Regions from separate parts of the Homo sapiens genome. Here all the other regions are linked to region 3. Evidence: chromatin contacts called from ENCODE Hi-C or POLR2A ChIA-PET data. All regions are on one chromosome and are shown on one strand. The core of a region is the stretch at or near the end of the contact, and the rest is flanking DNA. Distances in the headings are between cores, read along the strand shown. Region 1 holds the start of TP53 (tumor protein p53). Region 2 overlaps GAS7 (growth arrest specific 7). Region 3 overlaps PIK3R6 (phosphoinositide-3-kinase regulatory subunit 6). Region 4 overlaps DNAH2 (dynein axonemal heavy chain 2). Region 5 holds the start of NAA38 (N-alpha-acetyltransferase 38, NatC auxiliary subunit).

Evidence for each region. Hi-C counts contacts between places; a loop is a spot of excess contacts on that map. ChIA-PET counts read pairs that join two places held with the same protein, here RNA polymerase II (POLR2A). Pooled maps may share reads with other maps.
Region 1: a pooled map shows a loop between it and region 3 (5-fold over the local background). The contact joins the promoter of TP53 here to the enhancer-like site in region 3. A Hi-C loop is called at or near these places in 1 of 37 single-sample maps with no recorded cell type and 2 of 50 pooled maps. POLR2A ChIA-PET finds 5 or more read pairs at or near these places in 1 of 52 experiments (activated B cell).
Region 2: a map with no recorded cell type shows a loop between it and region 3 (12-fold over the local background). The contact joins two enhancer-like sites. A Hi-C loop is called at or near these places in 2 of 37 single-sample maps with no recorded cell type and 5 of 50 pooled maps.
Region 4: a loop to region 3 is called in a map of sciatic nerve, with 17 times the contacts of the local background. The contact joins two enhancer-like sites. A Hi-C loop is called at or near these places in 1 of 168 maps with a recorded cell type or tissue (sciatic nerve). POLR2A ChIA-PET finds 5 or more read pairs at or near these places in 1 of 52 experiments (naive thymus-derived CD4-positive, alpha-beta T cell).
Region 5: a loop to region 3 is called in a pooled map, with 5 times the contacts of the local background. The contact joins the promoter of NAA38 here to the enhancer-like site in region 3. A Hi-C loop is called at or near these places in 4 of 37 single-sample maps with no recorded cell type and 4 of 50 pooled maps. POLR2A ChIA-PET finds 5 or more read pairs at or near these places in 1 of 52 experiments (A549).

What each region holds. Positions count from the first base shown.
Region 1 is chr17:7,686,110-7,688,809 of GRCh38, reverse strand. It overlaps TP53 (tumor protein p53), which reads left to right and starts at 1,320. Exons shown (of 11, transcript NM_000546.6): 1 at 1,320-1,433. WRAP53 (WD repeat containing antisense to TP53) reads right to left here and starts at 333. Exons shown (of 11, transcript NM_001143992.2): 1 at 249-333; 2 at 1-162. The coding sequence starts at 161. RefSeq lists enhancers at 382-431, 1,230-2,429, 2,390-2,439, 1,903-2,450, 2,470-2,599.
Region 2 is chr17:10,041,407-10,044,106 of GRCh38, reverse strand. All of the region lies in intron 1 of GAS7 (growth arrest specific 7), which reads left to right. Among named protein-coding and RNA genes, the nearest start is that of RCVRN, 140 kb to the right of the region's middle. Within about 2 kb of position 1,366, at least 5 of the 41 ENCODE cell types and tissues checked have a DNase peak (open chromatin) inside an H3K27ac peak, as active enhancers do.
Region 3 is chr17:8,857,358-8,860,057 of GRCh38, reverse strand. The region is part of intron 1 of PIK3R6 (phosphoinositide-3-kinase regulatory subunit 6); the gene reads left to right. Among named protein-coding and RNA genes, the nearest start is that of PIK3R6, 9.0 kb to the left of the region's middle. RefSeq lists an enhancer at 359-618. Within about 2 kb of position 1,342, at least 8 of the 41 ENCODE cell types and tissues checked have a DNase peak (open chromatin) inside an H3K27ac peak, as active enhancers do.
Region 4 is chr17:7,802,676-7,805,375 of GRCh38, reverse strand. It overlaps DNAH2 (dynein axonemal heavy chain 2), which reads right to left. Exons shown (of 86, transcript NM_020877.5): 59 at 910-1,120; 60 at 302-418; 61 at 1-124. Among named protein-coding and RNA genes, the nearest start is that of KDM6B, 30 kb to the left of the region's middle. Within about 2 kb of position 1,260, at least 3 of the 41 ENCODE cell types and tissues checked have a DNase peak (open chromatin) inside an H3K27ac peak, as active enhancers do.
Region 5 is chr17:7,856,210-7,858,909 of GRCh38, reverse strand. It overlaps NAA38 (N-alpha-acetyltransferase 38, NatC auxiliary subunit), which reads left to right and starts at 1,351. Exons shown (of 3, transcript NM_001320925.4): 1 at 1,351-1,527; 2 at 1,712-1,895; 3 at 2,067-2,225. The coding sequence starts at 1,447. The coding sequence ends at 2,179. CYB5D1 (cytochrome b5 domain containing 1) reads right to left here and starts at 907. Exons shown (of 4, transcript NM_144607.6): 1 at 616-907; 2 at 431-507; 3 at 86-304. The coding sequence starts at 775. RefSeq lists enhancers at 1-791, 597-816, 1,145-1,439, 1,167-1,536, 792-1,654 and 2 more.

The DNA.
Region 1 (2,700 bases), core at 71-2,570, 1.2 Mb after region 3:
GACAACCGGGGCGGATCCCCCCTTTCGGGAGGCGGTGGCATCAGTTCAGAGTCCGCATTTTTATTCATCGGGGAAGCGTGGGGAGAAGGATGGGCTGGAGCTGGGTCCTGGTCTGAAGGACAGCAGTCCGGAGCTAACGGTTGAGTCTCCAAAGTCTTCATACTGCAGAGGAAGCACAGCGGAGATTAGCCTCAGCCAGGATGGCTTCGAAGTTCTCAGGGATCCGACGCAGAGCTAAAGAAACCCACCTGTGCTTCCCTCCTCTTCTGGGAGTAGGCAGAAGACTCCCGGGAGGAGAGGCGAACAGCGGACGCCAATTCTTTTGAAAGCACTGTGTTCCTTAGCACCGCGGGTCGCTACGGGCCTCTTGCTGTCGCGGGATTTCGGTCCACCTTCCGATTGGGCCGCCGCATCCCGGATCAGATTTCGCGGGCGACCCACGGAACCCGCGGAGCCGGGACGTGAAAGGTTAGAAGGTTTCCCGTTCCCATCAAGCCCTAGGGCTCCTCGTGGCTGCTGGGAGTTGTAGTCTGAACGCTTCTATCTTGGCGAGAAGCGCCTACGCTCCCCCTACCGAGTCCCGCGGTAATTCTTAAAGCACCTGCACCGCCCCCCCGCCGCCTGCAGAGGGCGCAGCAGGTCTTGCACCTCTTCTGCATCTCATTCTCCAGGCTTCAGACCTGTCTCCCTCATTCAAAAAATATTTATTATCGAGCTCTTACTTGCTACCCAGCACTGATATAGGCACTCAGGAATACAACAATGAATAAGATAGTAGAAAAATTCTATATCCTCATAAGGCTTACGTTTCCATGTACTGAAAGCAATGAACAAATAAATCTTATCAGAGTGATAAGGGTTGTGAAGGAGATTAAATAAGATGGTGTGATATAAAGTATCTGGGAGAAAACGTTAGGGTGTGATATTACGGAAAGCCTTCCTAAAAAATGACATTTTAACTGATGAGAAGAAAGGATCCAGCTGAGAGCAAACGCAAAAGCTTTCTTCCTTCCACCCTTCATATTTGACACAATGCAGGATTCCTCCAAAATGATTTCCACCAATTCTGCCCTCACAGCTCTGGCTTGCAGAATTTTCCACCCCAAAATGTTAGTATCTACGGCACCAGGTCGGCGAGAATCCTGACTCTGCACCCTCCTCCCCAACTCCATTTCCTTTGCTTCCTCCGGCAGGCGGATTACTTGCCCTTACTTGTCATGGCGACTGTCCAGCTTTGTGCCAGGAGCCTCGCAGGGGTTGATGGGATTGGGGTTTTCCCCTCCCATGTGCTCAAGACTGGCGCTAAAAGTTTTGAGCTTCTCAAAAGTCTAGAGCCACCGTCCAGGGAGCAGGTAGCTGCTGGGCTCCGGGGACACTTTGCGTTCGGGCTGGGAGCGTGCTTTCCACGACGGTGACACGCTTCCCTGGATTGGGTAAGCTCCTGACTGAACTTGATGAGTCCTCTCTGAGTCACGGGCTCTCGGCTCCGTGTATTTTCAGCTCGGGAAAATCGCTGGGGCTGGGGGTGGGGCAGTGGGGACTTAGCGAGTTTGGGGGTGAGTGGGATGGAAGCTTGGCTAGAGGGATCATCATAGGAGTTGCATTGTTGGGAGACCTGGGTGTAGATGATGGGGATGTTAGGACCATCCGAACTCAAAGTTGAACGCCTAGGCAGAGGAGTGGAGCTTTGGGGAACCTTGAGCCGGCCTAAAGCGTACTTCTTTGCACATCCACCCGGTGCTGGGCGTAGGGAATCCCTGAAATAAAAGATGCACAAAGCATTGAGGTCTGAGACTTTTGGATCTCGAAACATTGAGAACTCATAGCTGTATATTTTAGAGCCCATGGCATCCTAGTGAAAACTGGGGCTCCATTCCGAAATGATCATTTGGGGGTGATCCGGGGAGCCCAAGCTGCTAAGGTCCCACAACTTCCGGACCTTTGTCCTTCCTGGAGCGATCTTTCCAGGCAGCCCCCGGCTCCGCTAGATGGAGAAAATCCAATTGAAGGCTGTCAGTCGTGGAAGTGAGAAGTGCTAAACCAGGGGTTTGCCCGCCAGGCCGAGGAGGACCGTCGCAATCTGAGAGGCCCGGCAGCCCTGTTATTGTTTGGCTCCACATTTACATTTCTGCCTCTTGCAGCAGCATTTCCGGTTTCTTTTTGCCGGAGCAGCTCACTATTCACCCGATGAGAGGGGAGGAGAGAGAGAGAAAATGTCCTTTAGGCCGGTTCCTCTTACTTGGCAGAGGGAGGCTGCTATTCTCCGCCTGCATTTCTTTTTCTGGATTACTTAGTTATGGCCTTTGCAAAGGCAGGGGTATTTGTTTTGATGCAAACCTCAATCCCTCCCCTTCTTTGAATGGTGTGCCCCACCCCGCGGGTCGCCTGCAACCTAGGCGGACGCTACCATGGCGTGAGACAGGGAGGGAAAGAAGTGTGCAGAAGGCAAGCCCGGAGGTATTTTCAAGAATGAGTATATCTCATCTTCCCGGAGGAAAAAAAAAAAGAATGGGTACGTCTGAGAATCAAATTTTGAAAGAGTGCAATGATGGGTCGTTTGATAATTTGTCGGAAAAACAATCTACCTGTTATCTAGCTTTGGGCTAGGCCATTCCAGTTCCAGACGCAGGCTGAACGTCGTGAAGCGGAAGGGGCGGGCCCGCAGGCGTCCGTGTGGTCCTCCGTGCAGCCCTCCGGCCC
Region 2 (2,700 bases), core at 117-2,616, 1.2 Mb before region 3:
CAAGAAAAAGTTCAATTGCTTGTCAGGTACCGTAGACTGACGTCTGCAGCTGCTGCTGCCACCATTTCAAAGGTTTCATCTTTTAAACAGATGATGTAAACTTATGGCATCAGTAAATACAGTACAGTACTGTAGGTGTATTTTCTCTTTCTTATGATTTTATTTATTTATTTAGAGACAGGGTCTCACTCTGTTGCCCAGGCTGGAGTGCAGTGGAGCAATCTTGGCTCACTACAGCCTCAACTTCCAGGGTTCAAGAATACTCTTGCCTCAGTCTGCCTAGTAGCTGGGTCTACAGGCATGCACCATGCCAGGTTAATTTATTTTTATTTTTTATCTTCACTTATTTTTGTAGAGATGGGCTCTCACTCACCAGACTGCCCAGGCTGGTCTCGAACTCCTGGGCTCAAGCCATCCTCCCACTTCAGCCTCCCAAGGTGTTGGGATTATAGGTGTGAGCTACTGTGCCCGGCCCCTTATGATTTTCTTAACATTTTATTTTTCTCTAGCTTACTTTAGGAATAAAGTCTGTAATATGGATAACATACAGAATACATGTTTATCAACTGTTTAGGTTATCGCTAAGGCTTCTAGTCAGCAGTAGGTTGTTAGTAGTTAACTTTTGAGGGAGTCAAAAGTTAGGTACAGATTTTCAACCACATGGGGAGATGGGGGTTAGCACCTCTAAACCCTCGTGTTGTTCAAGGGTCAGCTGTACTTATTTCTTCTTGTATCCCCCCTCTTCATTTGGTTTCTCTGCCTGATTCTCAGAACTCACATCGTTCATTCCCCATGTAGCCCCTGAGTGTTGAGCACTAGTCTGGTTAGAGGTGAAAAAGATGAAGACCTGGTTCTTGCCTTTGAAAGTCTTGGAGAGGGGCCCTGGGGGTGTTGCATGCACTAATGAAAGGCACAGGAGAGGGAGGGATTGGGCCTGAGGCATGCTGGGGGAGAATAATTCTTCTCCCACTGCTTAAGCAAGAGCATGCCCCAAGGTTCAGCTCAAGGTCCTTTCTTTCTCTGTGAACTCCTTGTCAGCCTGTAGGATCTCACCACCATCTCTGAGCAGATGCCTCCAGCTCCAGCTCCATGTGCCAAGGGCCAGACTCACCCCTACTCCCCACCGAACACTTTGAACTTGGATCCATGGTCAACAGACTCTACTGCATCCCCCTAAACTGGCTGTCACCATAGCCACATCTCTTCGAGTTACTGGTTCGAACTTCTGTCATTTCCTTCCGAATCAACTTCGCTGTCTCTCATTTCCTTATGTCCCGTCCTTTATCAAACCTTATTCTGCTTCGTACATCATGTTCCTCGGGCTCCAGTCAAGCCCTTGTTTTTTATCCCTGCTGTGAGGCAAGTTCTTTATCTTTTGGGAAGCCTCCCTGTACCATCCCAGCCAAGAGTGACCTCGCCCTCCTCTGGATTCTGAAAGCTCTTATTGTCTGCCAGCTTATCACATAGCATTTGGCACTGTTGAAGACTCCTTTGATACTTATTCCTTTTTTTTGCCCATGTTTGCGACTTAGCTTCCGAATTTTAGGAGTCAGGTCCTACATACAATACCTGCCTGCATCCCACACAGGATTCAGGAAAGGGTAGTTAGTAACTATTAGTTGGTTGATTGATCATGCAGACAGGGGGCCACGTATGGAGGAAGGGGGCGTCCCTGAGACCCTGTACCCTAGAGACTGCTTGGGCTGATGAATAATTTTTCCGTTCATGACTGTGAAGCAGTTACAAAAGTGAGTCATCACCCTACCCAGATGTGTTTTCTTATTAATTATCTTTTTTTTTTTTTTTTTTTTTTTGACGGAGTCTCGCTCTGTCACCCAGGCCGGAGTGCGGTGGCACTATCTCAGCTCACTGCAACCTCTGCCTCCCAGGTTCAAGTGATTCTACTGCCTCAGCTTCCCAAGTAGCTGGGACTACAGGCACGTGCCACCACGCCCAGCTAATTTTCGTATTTTTAATAGAGACAGGATTTCACAATATTGGCCAGGCTGGTTTTGAACTCGTGACCTCATGATCTGCCCGTCTTGGCTTCCCAACGTGCTAGGATTACAGGCATGAGCCACCGTGCTCGGCCTATTAATTATCATTTTAAGACAACCCAATTCATCCTACAGAGGACAAGGGCCTACAGCAAATAAGGCCTATTTTGGTTGACAGTTTTCAACTTGACTGAAACGAAAAAAATAATAAGAGGGTTGGTCTTATCTGATGCCGTTGAACTCAGGAAAACTCAGGTTGGTGGAAATATCATCAGTCTTTTTGCTTTGGGATCACGGATTCTCTGCTGTCTGCCGTTCGTGTGTGTGGCTTCATATGTAGCAACCTATCTATTTGCAGAGGCCACAAGGAGAGACCAGTAGCGTGTTTTTCACGGCCAACGCTAATCACTAAGGATGGTTAATAAAGGAAAACCAAAGTGACTTCTGGATTGAGATGCTAGGATGAACCCAAACAGTAAACCCTTAGAATGTATTCGTGAGTCTTCCATACTCTGAGAGATTAACTTTGGGGAATCCTAAAGAATTAAATGTCTGCAGGACTAGTGTGTTCTGCTGAGGTCAGGCCACAGCAGATCAGCCTCCTGGTTTGTAATGGCCCGGAAAGGTCCCTTGCCCTTGGCTGGGGGCCCTACTGGGATTTGCAATGACAGTGATTTCTGTGTGTTGCCTGGAGTGATGCATT
Region 3 (2,700 bases), core at 93-2,592:
ATATACTAGACAGAGCAAAGTCTCTGAGAGTCTCTTACATGAGTCTGCGAAATGGTTAGTCTTCTTAAGCATTGTATTAGTCAGGCCACTCCAGAGGAACACAACAAATAGGATAGAGAGAGAGACTGGGAGGTGGGTGGGGAGTGGGTAGAGAACAAAAGGATGTATTAGCAGGGATTGGCTCCTGTGATTGTGGAGGCTGAGAAGTCTGTAATCCGTGGTCTGTAAACTAGAGGCCCAGGAAAGTCAGTGGTGTAATTCCAGTCTGAGTCCAAAGGCCTGAGAACCAGGGAAGATGACGGCGTCAGTCTCAGTCCAAGTCCGAAGGCTGGAGAACCAAGAGCGCTGATTTTGTCCAAGGGCAGGATGGATGTCCCAGCTGAAGCACAGAGAGCACATCTGCCCTTCCTCCTCCCTCTTCTCCTATTCAGGCCCTCAGCAGATCACGTGATGCCCACCCACATGGCTGAGGGCAGATCTTGACTCACTCCCTGCATTCAGATGCTCATCTTTCCTGGAAATAGCCTCATGGACACCTCCAGAAATAATGCTTCACCAGCCATCTGGGCCTCCCTTGGCCTGGTCAAGTTGACACATAAACCATCACAAGCATGCTGCGTGCATGGGGCGGTGAGACAGTTTCAGTGTGCTAATGGTGGGCCATAGGTGTGTGACGTCTGTTCCAGGGGTCTTGGGCAAGTACAGCCACCCTGCGGTCATTATGAGGTGACAGACTGGTAGACCACGCACCCCAGGGGGCAAGGACTATGTCTCATTCATTCATCTCTAACCTCTCAGGTCTTGTGCAATTTCTGCCCCATGGATTATGTTCTGAAGAGGCTCTTTGATTTACTCACCAACCTCAGCCACCCAAAACACTGCCAGGAACTCAGAAGACAGCCAGAGGGCCCTCTGAGCAAATAGAAGTTGCAAGTCCATGGATGGAAGTTTGATGCTCTTTTCATTGATCAGTTCTCAGGCTTTGTTTCTTCATTTTACATACAAGACAATTGCATGTGCTTATTCCGGCTTCCCAGCCTTCAGCAAACTGGCAGTTGGGTGGAGGAGCAGACACAGCCCAGGCAGGGCTGCAGCCAACACAGAAGGCACTTTGTTCAAATCAGAAAGAGGCACCCCTCTGAGTAGACAAATTACAGCAAGTTCCTCTTTGGATGGATGAATTGCAAAACCTCACCCTCCCTGCCTGAGTAAATTACAAAAAGGCCAGCAGAGCGGTGGGCTGGACTGCAGCCTCCACTCACCCACTAAGTGCAGAACACAGCTGGTGCTGCTGAAATGAGGAATCATACATGAGAAGTCAAACAGTAACAGCCACTCAATGTAGGATAGGGCTACCCTCGCCTACTGATAGCTCCTGCCATCGCCACCGTTTTATGGCACGGTGCATACAATGAGCTTCCATTGAGACTCATTGAGAAAACAGCCAGGCGCCTGGCTCACGCCTCTAATCCCAGCACTCTGGGAGGCCGAGGTGGGTGGATCACCTGAGGTCAGGAGTTCGAGACCAGCCTGGCTAACATGGCGAAACCCTGTCTCTACTAAAAATACAAAAATTAGCCAGGGGTGGCGGCGGGTGCCTGTAATTCCTAGCCTCAGGGAGGCTAAGGCAAGAGAATCGTTTGAACCCAGGAGGCGGAGGTTGCAGTGAGCCGAGATCGCGTCACTGCACTCCAGCCTGGGCGACAAGAGCAAAACTGTCTCAAAAAAAAAAAAAAAAAAAAAAAAAGATTAATTGAGAAAACATTCAGAGGCATGGTTTGGTGCTTGAAAGGGCAAGCTTTATTTCCTAAAAAATTCTTCTCATTCCTGAAACGAAGACACATTTGATGTTGATGCATTTTAAGAATGAGCTGCTTCTATTTCCATTTCCTGTCTACGTGCAAGCTCATCCCCTGGGGGCTCTTCCCCCACACTGGTGTGGTCAGCAGCCCCAAAGGACAGGAAATCGACCACAAAGGTCTCCTGTGGGAGGAGCAAGGAAGCAGCACCTGCACAAATATATAGAAACGCTGAATAAATGTTTGATGAGTGAATGCGTGAGTGAATGAAGGAATGAGCAAATGAATAGGGAGGCTTTCTGACAGTTACTGGTAAAGTTTCTTAGAATTTTACTTTCCCTTTTTTTTTTTTTTTTTTGAGACAGAGTTTCACTCTTGTTGCCCAGGCTGGTGTGCAGTGGCACGATTGCAGCTCACTGCAACCTCTGCCTCCCGGATTCAAGCGATTCTCCTGCCTCAGCCTCCCAAGTAGCTGGGATTACTGGCACCTGCCGCCACACCCAGCTAATTTTTTGTATTTTTAGTAGAGACGGGGTTTCACCATGTTAGCTAGGATGGTCTCGATCCCTGATCTTGTGATCCGCCTGCCTCAGCCTCCCAAAGGGGAATTTTACTTTCAATTAAAAATCAGCCCAGAAGCACTCTCCATTTGCCACAAAAATTCCTGGTATCTTACACTTCTCTTTTAGTCTTTATCTGTGAGATTTCTTTTCTTTCGAGGCTGCCCCGTGTTCATTATTAACCCAGGCCGCCCCAGACAGAAGTTTGTGTTCATTTTATTTCACAAAGACAGAGGGGGGTTCTGTGAGGTTTACAGAGGGGAAAGGAAGGCATGCGGACGTCAGGGGAAGTGGCCATGACCCCACGCCCCAGGTTGAGATCTGGGCTCTAGCCCTGGTTC
Region 4 (2,700 bases), core at 11-2,510, 1.1 Mb after region 3:
CTGCCCATGTGGGCTCGTTGCCTCGAAGAATCATAACTGCCTGCATCACTATCTCCACTTGGGCTGGGGGCCGTCCATAAGACTTGATCTCTCCTATATCCTTCTTGTTCAGAGACTCCAGGGCCTGGGGGAAAAGGGGATAAAGTGAGGGTAAGACAGGACCTTCTGGAGACAGAACCTAGCTGAGGTGCCACCTCTTCTTCCCACTTCCCCAGAGTCTTTGAGGACAAAGAAGACTGGCCCATTCCCTTCCCCGGGGCCTCGCGTTCCTGGCTCCCATCCTTGCACCCGCCCCTGGTACCCGCATGGCCTCTTCCAGGGCGGGCAGTGCCTCTTCTAGATCTTTCTGGGCATTGTCAGCCAGTGCCTGACACTTGATTTCCTCAACTGCAATCTTTTCACTGTTGGCTGTTACGGCCTAGGGATGAAAAAAGGACAAGGGTTTTTTGTCTTTGCCTTGGGCAAAGGTGGGAGTGACGGTGTTGGTGGAAAAGATGAAAGAGAAAGCTAAAGAATTTTTTTTTTTTTTTGAGATGGAGTCTAGCTCTTTCGCCCAGGCTGGAGTGCAGTGGTGCAATCTCAGTTCACTGCAACCTCCGCCCCCAGGGTTTAAGCGATTCTCCTGCCTCAGCCTCCCGAGTAGCTGGGATTACAGGCACCCGCCACCACGCCCAGCTAATCTTTGTATTTTTAGTAGAGACAGGGTTTCACCATGTTGGCCAAGTTGGTCTCGAACTCCTGACCTCAGGTGATCCTCCTGCCTCAGCCTCCCAAAGTGCTGGGATTACAGGCGTGAGCCACTGCACCCAGTCACTAAAGAAAATTTAAGAAGGGGGGAACATGGGTTCCCTGACGCAGTAGCCGGCACTGGTGGGAGTGGGGCACGGGGGGTGGGCGTGGGCCCTGGACCTTCTGCTGCTCATCTGCCTCCCGCTTCTGCTGCACAATGATGACCAGGTACTCCTCACACTGCTTCTGGAACTCAGCCACCTTCTTCTTGGCATCCTCCAGCTCCAACGACATCACTTGCACCTTTTCCCTAGTTTCGTCGATCTTGAACAAGCCTGTCCGCAGTTTATTGGCTTGGGCCAGCAGCTCCTGCCGTTTTTCTCCCAGCAACCTGGGGGAAAGAATAGGACAGGGTGTGGAGAGGCGGGGCTTCCGGAAAGCGCGGTGTCCTGTAAGGTCCACCTTCCCCGTGTGTCTCGAGTCCGCCTTCCTTTCTGTTGCCACCAACACTACCCCCACCATCCTGGTCGGGATTCTATCACTTCCTGCCTGGGTCATTGCCAACAGCTTCCCAAGGGCTCTTCTTGATTTCAGGCTCTCATTCCTCTGGTTTGTTCTACACACCACTACCAGAATCAGCTTGTTAAACAGTCTCCATCACACCACCTCCCCTACATGAGAATCTTCCTCTGTTTCCCACTGTGGAACAGGCAGGTGGGCTGGCCCAGGGCAGGCAGCCGTCCCTCAGCTCCAGCCTGGTTTTTTTTCCCTATGGGAATGAATGTGGGCCCAGTATTGCAACAATTTATTGCTCTCTCTCTCTCTTTCTTTTTTTGTAGAGATGGCGTCTTGTTATTTTGCCCAGGCTGGTCTCAAACTCCTGACCTCAAGTGATCCTCCCACCTCAGCCTCCCAACGTGCTGGGATTACAGGCATGAGCCACTGCACCTGCCCCACAATTTCTGATTTTTTTTTTTGAGACGGAGTCTCGATCTGTCACCCAGGCTGGAGTGCAATGATGCAATCTCAGCTCACTGCAACCTCCACCTCCCGGGTTCAAATGATTCTCCCGCCTCAGCCTCCCCAGTAGCTGGCATTACAGGCACCCGCCATCATGCCTGGCTAATTTTTGTATTTTTGTAGAGACAGGGTTTCACCATGTTGGCCAGGCTGTTCTTGAACTCCTGACCTCAAGTGATCGGCCCACCTTGGCCTCCCAAAGTGCTGGGATTACAGGCGTGAGTCACCGTGCCCAGCCTTATTTGTATCTTTTAAAATATCCTTTGCAATAAATCAGCAATAGTAGGTGAAGTGTTTCCTGAGTTCTGTGAGCCACTCTAGCAAATTAACTGAACCTGACAAGGGGGTGGTGGGAACCCTTGATTTATAACCGGCCAGGCAGAAACACAGGTAAAACACTGGGCTTTCGGTTAGCATCAGAAGCGGCGGGTGTATTGTGGGACTGAGCCCTCCACCTGTGCGATCTGACTCTAACTCCAGGTAGACCATTTCAGACTTGAGTTATATCATAGGACACCCAGCCAGTGTCCCCTGGAGAACTGCTTGGGTGGGGAAAATCCCCACCACATCTGGTGTCAGAAGTGAAGTACAGCCAGCCTTCCGTATCCACATCCGTGGATTCAACCAACAGAGGATCAAAAATATTTGAAAAAAGTCTGGGCACGGTGGCTCATGCCTGTAATCCCAGCACTTTGGGAGGCCAAGGCCGGAGGATCACCTGAGGTCAGGAGTTCAAGAACAGCCTGGCCAACATGGTGAAACCCTGTCTCTACTAAAAATACAAAAAAAAAAAAAAATAGCTGGGCATGGTGGCGCGTGCCTGTAATCCCAGCTACTAGGTAGGCTGAGGCAGGAGAGTCACTTGAACCCGGGAGGCAGAGGTTGCAGTGAGCCAAGACTGCGCCACTGCACTCCAGCCTGGGCAACAGAGCGAGACTCCGTCTAAAAAAA
Region 5 (2,700 bases), core at 102-2,601, 1.0 Mb after region 3:
GAAAAAATGTTGCCCTGAAGATCGGCCTGGAGATTTGCTGGGATTCCCCATTCCTTCTAACCTGCTCCTTGTCACCAGTTCTCACCTCCAGTGTGTGCTCCTGCGACGTGAGCGTGTTAATGATGCGGATGCTCCGGGTCTTGGCAGACAGCCGCCCCACCTCATAATACGACCCCTGCCACCAGGGCTTCCCAAAATCGTTGGCCCAGTCCGAACAGGGCAGCTGAGGCGGAACGTGCACAAAGCGGCCCCGCGGGGTGCAGTACCTCAGGCAGCCGGTCAGCGGATCTATGTGCTTGCGGATCTTTAAAGGAGGGTTTGGGGCGAGGGTGTCAGAGCAGCCATTAGGCTCTGGCTAGCCTCCGCCTTTCCTTCCCATCCCCGCTCTCCATTTCCTCTACCCACAATCCCAGGTTCCAGCATAACTCACGTCTCTGGTCTTTGGATCAAACCAGTGGCTGATATCCTGGCCTGCAACTTCCACGATGGGTTTCAGCAGCAGGTTCCCTTGAAAAGAGCAGCACAGCCACTGTCAATGCCAGCCCTTCGAGAACCAGGCAAACGCGCGCGTGCACACACACACACTCCGGCCCCGGCCCAACGTGTGGCCCTTACCCTTGTATTCCTGTGCCAATGACGTTAGGTCGTACACGCGTCCCAGGTAAGATACCCAGAGGTCTTCGGGCCTGTTATGTTGGGCCACCTCCGCCGGCGTGAAATAGCGACGCTGAAAATACTCCAAGTCTGGCCCAGCCACCAGGCCCCGGCGCGGCATGGCTCTTGCTCTGTCGGTCACTGGATCTCTTGGTTACTCCTTTGCTCCTCAGCACGTACTCACTACTACTACGACCTCCGTCGCGTCCGGGAGCCGAGGGGAGAGCGTTTATCCGCTGACATGGAAACCATTGTCCTTTTCCGGCCACCGTCCACTGAGATAAATATCAGGGGCGGGGTTTGGACTGCACGTGTTCACGGGAAACGTAGTATGAGTCCCGCGTGGGGCATATAAGGATCAAGTAATTGAGTTGCGCCGCTTTCAGGAGTTGCGGGGTGGGGCAGAGAACGAATACGCTCCGTTTTAATTCAGTGGCCTGGGCTACATGGGATATTTAGGACAGACTATCTCTCTGAGACAGAAAAACAAGGGAGGAGGCAGTATGAAAGAATGTATTCTCGCTAAATTCCAGTTTCTAAAGGATGTGTAAGAAACCAGAGGTAAAGGTCTCGCGATATCTTAAGACATCCGGCGTAGTACGCTTCAGTGAGCCACAGCGCTAGAGAAGTAGGAGAAGCTCGCGAGATCTGTGCCGTTGCCGAGGAGACTAGGAGGGGGAGGAGAGGGGATCTCGCGAAAGGAAAGAGGTCGGGAGCGCTCGCGAGATCTCGGACCACCCAACCTGAAAGGTGCTTAGGAAGTTGAAAGGCCCAGAGGAGGCCTCCGGGCAAATGGCCGGAGCTGGACCGACCATGCTGCTACGAGAAGAGAATGGCTGTTGCAGTCGGCGTCAGAGCAGCTCCAGTGCTGGGGTTAGCACGGGCTCTGGTTCTGGGACTGAGGGGCAGTCAAGCAGCAAGATGGAGGGGGTGGGGAACTGCAGCTCCCGGCAGCCTCTGGGCTTTGTGTGAGTGCCCCGCGGGCTGCCGGGAGCTGTGGTTCCGCGGGCGGGCAGCCTGGGCTGCGCGGTCTGAGCGCTTGTTACACCCCGCGCAGGATTCGGACGGAGAGCGCGAGGACTCGGCGGCTGAGCGCGCCCGACAGCAGCTAGAGGCGCTGCTCAACAAGACTATGCGCATTCGCATGACAGATGGACGGACACTGGTCGGCTGCTTCCTCTGCACTGACCGTGACTGCAATGTCATCCTGGGCTCGGCGCAGGAGTTCCTCAAGCCGTCGGGTCAGTGCCCGGGGAATGCACACCCGCCTGGTAATGTGGCGGAACCTTACGCAAGGCATTTCCCCTTAAGGGCCTGGCTGCAACCCTTGTTTTCTGGGGCTCGTTTTCGTGGCTCAGAGGGGCGGGACTGATTCTGGCCTACTTTCCTGATGCTCTGATCCTTCTTTCCAGATTCCTTCTCTGCCGGGGAGCCCCGTGTGCTGGGCCTGGCCATGGTACCCGGACACCACATCGTTTCCATTGAGGTGCAGAGGGAGAGTCTGACCGGGCCTCCGTATCTCTGACCACGATGGCGCTTACCTTTCAGACTTCATTAAACTTATGACCGAATGGGCCTGTGTCTGTGTGTAGCTGGGATGCCGGTGCAGGATAGCACACCCCATCCCTAGAGGAAAGGGCTCATCTGAAGTCGGGAGCACCCTCAACCCTCCTCTCCCAACCAAGATGTCCAGGGGTGCCAAAGGTTCTCTCAAGTTCAGGGGTAGAGATGGGGGGCAGGGCTGAATGACGGACCAACAGGCCCCAGGGTGGGCCCCTGCATCTTCCCTCCCACGGCTGCTGCTCCAGAATTGTGGCGGGAGGGGGTGTCATCCTGCTCCGGAAGGCCCATTGTTTCCCACCCCGGCCTGGCAACACCGAGTTCCTCTAAGCTGGGGTCAGAGAACGGGCTCAGGTCCCCAAGGGGAGCAGCGGCAGGCGGCCGAGGCTGGGCCCCTCCACTCTATTGAGGGGGAGGTGCCTGGGGTCAGGAACAGATCTCTGAGGTCTGGCCAGGAAGAACGGACAAAAGCGATAAGGCCAGGGG